Linked DNA regions of Mus musculus: region 1 is linked to region 2. The links are chromatin loops, found by intact Hi-C in ENCODE. Cell type or tissue: gastrocnemius. All regions are shown on one strand. Links, peaks and the distances in the headings refer to the core of each region. The heading gives the core; the rest is flanking DNA.

What was found. Hi-C counts contacts between places; a loop is a spot of excess contacts. Peaks named below come from ENCODE experiments on the same cell type or tissue, not always from the same donor. Only the 100,000 strongest peaks of a DNase experiment are listed, where the experiment ranks them.
Region 1: a loop joins it to region 2, with 8 times the contacts of the local background. A loop is called at or near these places in 32 of 42 quality-filtered maps.

Annotation. Positions count from the first base shown.
Region 1 is chr2:4,599,971-4,602,779 of GRCm38, forward strand. It overlaps Frmd4a (FERM domain containing 4A), which reads left to right. Exons shown (of 23, transcript NM_172475.3): 19 at 1,145-1,385; 20 at 2,145-2,309. Among named protein-coding and RNA genes, the nearest start is that of Gm13179, 6.8 kb to the left of the region's middle. In gastrocnemius, for the core only: a CTCF peak has its summit at 1,542 (motif pointing left); DNase peaks (open chromatin) are centred at 276, 1,025, 1,280 and 1,560; H3K4me3 peaks cover 283 bases; H3K27ac peaks cover 504 bases.
Region 2 is chr2:4,498,052-4,500,860 of GRCm38, forward strand. Frmd4a (FERM domain containing 4A) reads left to right here. Exons shown (of 23, transcript NM_172475.3): 5 at 1-22. The region is part of intron 3 of Gm39751 (a long non-coding RNA gene); the gene reads right to left. Among named protein-coding and RNA genes, the nearest start is that of Gm39751, 14 kb to the right of the region's middle. In gastrocnemius, for the core only: a CTCF peak has its summit at 1,366 (motif pointing right); a DNase peak (open chromatin) is centred at 1,371; H3K4me3 peaks cover 685 bases.

The DNA of each region.
Region 1 (2,809 bases), core at 138-2,637, 100 kb after region 2:
TGATCACATTCTGGAAGAGAACCGTGAGGTTTATGGGGGTGGGGTGGCTACTTATGCCTCTGGGGAGGTAGCCAGGGTCTCTGGGGTGAGGTCTGTGTGGCCTGTACCAGTGACCAGGACAGGGGTGTTAGAAGATGCTTCATTTATATACTCAGGTGTTGGGGGAGGGGGACTTATAAGGTCAAACAAGGAGTGAAGGCTGATAACTGTCAGGATAATAAATTCTTACTAGGGTTGTTGTGGCCGGAGCTGGCTTTATGGCTCCAGGTTGAGACTGGGGAGATAGCCAACCCCTGCTGGCCTACCTTTGAGGTATCCAGGTTTGAGGCTCCCTGGACCCTTCTTCCTCTGTAACCCTGGGCCATCAGGGTCCCAAAGGACTGGGACCCTCTTCCTCTAAAACACCTTGAGCCGAGCTGAGGCTATAGCTCAGTGGAGAGCCTCACAAGAGGCTCTGGGCTCCACTCCGACATCACAGATTAAATATGCCAGGATAGATTATAGGAAATTTAAGAAGCTTGTGAGGGAAGCATGGATGGTAGAAGGCGGATCTGTCAGCACTTAATCATACCTCACAGATATACTTCCAATTCAGGTTTTTCCTCCAACAAATATTTATTGAGTACCTACTGAATGCCAGCTGTCATTTTAACCCTGAGGACACAGGGATTAACAGAGCAGATAAAATCCTCAAGAAGGTTAACTCCCCTCCCCCCAGAGCAAAGGAGATCTGTTTAGTGTCTCTCCAAACATACGTCATGGCATAGCTCCATGATAGAGCACTCGCTTAGCATGTCTGAGGCCCTGGGCTCATTTCTTAGCACCAAATTTAAAAAGGAAAAGTTAGAACGTAATACTTCATTTGCCTGATTAATATGAAGCAATCACTTGTTGGTGACACCAAATCCAACTCAGACTTTATTCGCACTTAACCAGACGTGACAGCGGTGCCCTTCACATTCAGTTAAGCCTGCAGTCTGGGCTCTGCCTTGACCTGGATTGACCCCAGTGTGGGAGGGTCACAGAGCCCTGGCACATATGTGAAGTGTAGCTCCAAGGCACTGACATGGTGTGTTTGGGCAAAGGCTCCATCTCTTGTGGAAATAATGTCTCTGATGAGTTCTTCCTCCTCCTGTCCATGCAGAAGACTCTCAGGTTACCAGCACAATATCCCCCTTACAGTCGCCACACAAGGGACTCCCTCCTCGGCCACCTTCATCACACAACAGGCCTCCTCCCCCACAGTCCCTGGAGGGACTCAGGCAGCTGCACTATCACCGTACCGACTATGACAAGTCACCCTTAAAGCCCAAAATGTGGAGCGAGTCATCTTTAGATGAGCCTTATGAGAAGGTGAAGAAACGCTCCTCCCACGGCCATTCCAGGTGAGCTACATTGGGACACCCAAATGAGGTCCCCGGATATGCTCAAACAGAATCAAAGGCTTGCCCCACATTAGAACCTACAAATATTGCCAAAGGATACTCTTTTCCTTCCTGGAACTCACAGTTCAGCTTTGCGCACAAAGCCCTCTGCTGGCAAACCCCCAGAAGTACAGATTTGTCATCTGAAGGTAGGGAGGGGGGAAGAGGGGAGGAAAGGGTTTGGCTCATAGTCAACCTGTTGGCAGATGGATTTAATGCTGTTACATTTCACAGGAATTAATTAGGAAATTGTAGCCAGCAGCATTCCAGAATGGCAAAGGAGAGCCGGATCTGAGGATCCTCAGGGTGGTATAGAACCCTATACGATCTTCCCGCAGAGTTCTGGAGCCAAGCAGCTGAAATGCAAGCTGCACACATTATCAGCTCATTGCTTGGTTAATATCAACGTCGTAGAGAGGATTATCTGGAAGACATTTAGGCCCGCTTCTGTTTTCCTCATGTTCCTTAATTAGCTCCAGAGGGTACCCTAGCAGGTACTGTATCTTGTAAAACAATGCTTGTTAAGGATGAAGGCTCCAGAGAATAGTCACCCTGTGCTTAACTTCGAGGAGTGGAGGGGGGGAGGTGGGATAGTGAGAGCTGGAGTCCCGGGCAAGCTCTCCCTGCAATTAGATCTACTGTCCCAAGCTAGTCAGCCCCTACCAACGCTGCCACATGGTATTCGTGTGATCAGCATGGCTTCCCTCTTCTCGCTTGCAGCAGCCACAAGCGCTTCCCCAGCACAGGAAGCTGTACCGAGGCAGGAGTAAGCAGCTCCTTGCAGAACAGTCCCATCCGAAGCCTCCCACATTGGAATTCCCAGTCTAGCATGCCATCCACCCCAGACCTGCGCGTCCGGAGTCCCCACTATGTTCATTCCACAAGGTGAGTCTGCTGGGCCTTTAGGCCACCTGCCTTTCTGGGCCAGACCCTGGTGTAGTAAGACATCATTGGCTCCAATCTAGCCCAGTTAACAGGGGAGCTAAGGTCCACTTTACCCTGGACACTCAATATAGTCAACTCTATCCATATCCAGGGACTTGTGGGGCCAGAGAGCCCCAGCCTTCTGAAGACAGGTAACAAGGATCCTAGTAGGAGTGGAAACAGGAAAACTAGCCCAGTTAAGGTGGGAGAGTGCAGCAGCCATAGACACCCCAGGCTAACCTTTGCTCTACCCTCCGTTCCTCATATATCTTTCTCATGAGGTCTAAAATCTATTCTGGACCCACTTTAATGCCTCAAGGTGTACATTTATAGTAACCAAAAGAAATGAACCGAAAAATAGACTTCCCTGAATCATATCCCTTCTCTAAGAGGTAAAGCTGCATCACAGAAGGTCACTGGTGAGGGTGATGTAGTACACTTCTGCCTGGATGTGGCCAAGA
Region 2 (2,809 bases), core at 273-2,772:
TGCCAAGTCCTGCATCTACAAGGTAGGATTGTGCTCTTCCCATTCAGTTTCCAAAAGAAATAGAAAATACCAAAATATTTCCCACAAGTCAGTTTATTGATTAGGAAAAGTTGTTTATTAATTAATTGCTATTAATAAATGAGAAACTGCATGTGAGGAAAGCCGCCGGCTGAACAACAAGACCTCTTCTGATCTTGTCACTGTCCATGCTTGGGCATGCTAGGGGCGTGTTCTTCATGGGAAGGAGGTCAAAGTAGCCAAAAATTGATCAAGTAGTCACGTCATGTCCACAGTGAAGAGCAGACAGAATGGGATGTGCACACACTCGCTTGCCTGCCTGTGCTCAGCTCAGCTTTCTATCCTCTAATATCACAGTTTGGGGCCCCTGTCTAGGGAATGATACCGCCAACAGTGGACTGGGCCTTCCCATGTCAGTTAACTTAGTTAAGACCCTCATCCACAGACCACAGACCTAGCCTAGACAATCCCTCACTGAGACTCTCTTCCCAGGTGACTCTAGATTCTGCCAGGTTGACAATTAAAGCTATCCATCATACATTCATCCTATGAAACTCACATGAAGCACAGGCTTGGACTTTTATGTGAGAGGCCTGGATCCTCACAGCTCTCCCATGAGGAAGATGAGGCACAGGGAGACTTCCATATCTAACGGGCAGAAAGTTACTCATTTGGTTCAGGGGAGCCCAACTGCAATCGCCAGGTCACTCTCTTTGCAGAGTATACCCAGAGAACTTCAAATGTGAGCATGTCTCTGGTAAAGTGGGCACTAAATACTATTGGAAAATTCCAAGGAGAACTCATGGCTTATGAGTTTCCTATTTCAGTAGATCCCGTTTTGAAGCACTGTAGTGGCTCACCAAACTTCAAAGCAGGTGGGCTGAGATGGGGAGCAACTGCCGCTTTCTCTTGGGGAAGTTCTTTGCTGGATTGCATGGGATAATTCCACCATTCAGAATGGTGGAGGGCCTGGTAGACATCAGGTTCCCCTCTGCAGAAAGACTTCACTTGGTGGTAACTGATGAACCAGGACATAGACTGGGCTCAAACCCAGAGCACACAGACAACAGTCCTTTAAGTCTTGCTGACTGGTGGGAAAAGACATTAATTGTAGATCCAGGTTTTAAATTCCTTCCTTCCACTAATCCTTAATTTTCTTATTATACAGTGGAAAGCATGATAGTATCCAGATACCTTACAAACTATAGGAGCACCTGGTGGGTTTGTTGGTTTTATTGAATGGGTAAGCCCTGATTGAGAGAGAGAGAGAGAGAGAGAGAGAGAGAGAGAGAGAGAGAGAGAGAGAAATAAAGAACAAAACTGAGCACTGTCCACCAGGTGGCAGACTTGAGCTAAAATACATGGCTAGAAATCAGTGAGCTTTTGAAAGGGCACTCATACCACTTCCTGCTGGGTGTCCATGTATAAAGGGGAAGGAAGCTGTTTCCTGGAGTTGCTCGGTTTCTCTTGTTCATACCTGCTGAGCTTGTAGAAACCAAGAAAATTAAATTCTCAGAAGCAAATACTACAGATTTCCCAAGAGCAGGTGCAAGCAGCCTCTAAAACTGGCCTCATTTAAAGTCCAGATGGACTTTGAATGGAGCAATGGTCCTCTAAAGTTTGTGTAGACAGAATAACATCTCAGGACCACTGCTTAACCTCCGTCATCCAAATATTTTCCTTAGTAAGCACACAGATTTCACTAACAGGGTTATGTGTTCATGGTGAGCCTTCTGAAATTTTGCCAAGGAGGAGGCTGATGTTCGTAAGAACTATGAGTGACCAGACTGCAGTGCCCTATCAGCCATGTCCAACAGCGTGGGACAGAAACAGACGTCCACACGGTTGTAGATATTTAGGTTTTTCTGTGGCCGACATGAACTAAATATGAATGTTTGCCTCAGTGTCTTCAAGCTTCATTTTTCCTTTTTGACTAAACGCCGACATTGCAAGCCCATCCCACGTCTGGGAAACTCCTAAGACTTAGCACTGTGCCACACACTTAGCACTGTGCCACGCACTTAGCACTGTGCCACGCACTTGATCAAGTTACTTGGATTCCGATACCCTTTTCTTGGCTACAATTTTCTGTGCCACCCACATGTCCCAGCTGTACACTGAGACATTATCCCAGAAGGCAGGGTGATGTGCACATAAATATTGACTTCACCAGGAGTTCAGTATCGGACCACTTGCTATTTTTTTGGTGCCTGACTGACGGTGTTTTTCTTTGCACTTGCCTGCTTGCACTTTGCAGACTCCAGGTTGAGCATAGGGCCTTACCCGCTTTAGGCGAGTACTCTACCGCTAAGCTATATCTTGGGCTCTCTTTTTACTGTTTTTTTTAAAAAAAAAAACACACCAAGTTATCCAGGCTAGCCTTAAACTCACCATATAGTCCATGCTATCCTTGAACTAAAATTTTTCTGCCTTGGCCCCCTGAAGAGCTGGAATTTCAGACCTGCACCACCATACCCAACTCCTACGGTGTTTTAGAACTACGCTGTTGAAGTAAAATAAGCTATTTACCATGCCTCTTTGCAGACCTACTTCCATTTATATTTTAAAATATTAAGTTGTATTTTTGATACTGAGCAGAGCAGCTGAGAGGAGACTCCGCAGTTAAGAACACTTGTCATTCTTACAGAGGACCCAGGTTTGGTTTCCATCAACCACATAGTGGCTCACAGTTGTCTGTAACTCCTGTCTTAGGAGACCTCATGTACCTTGGTCACCAGGTACTCACATGCCATATATAGATGCATGCAGACAAAACACATATACAAAATAA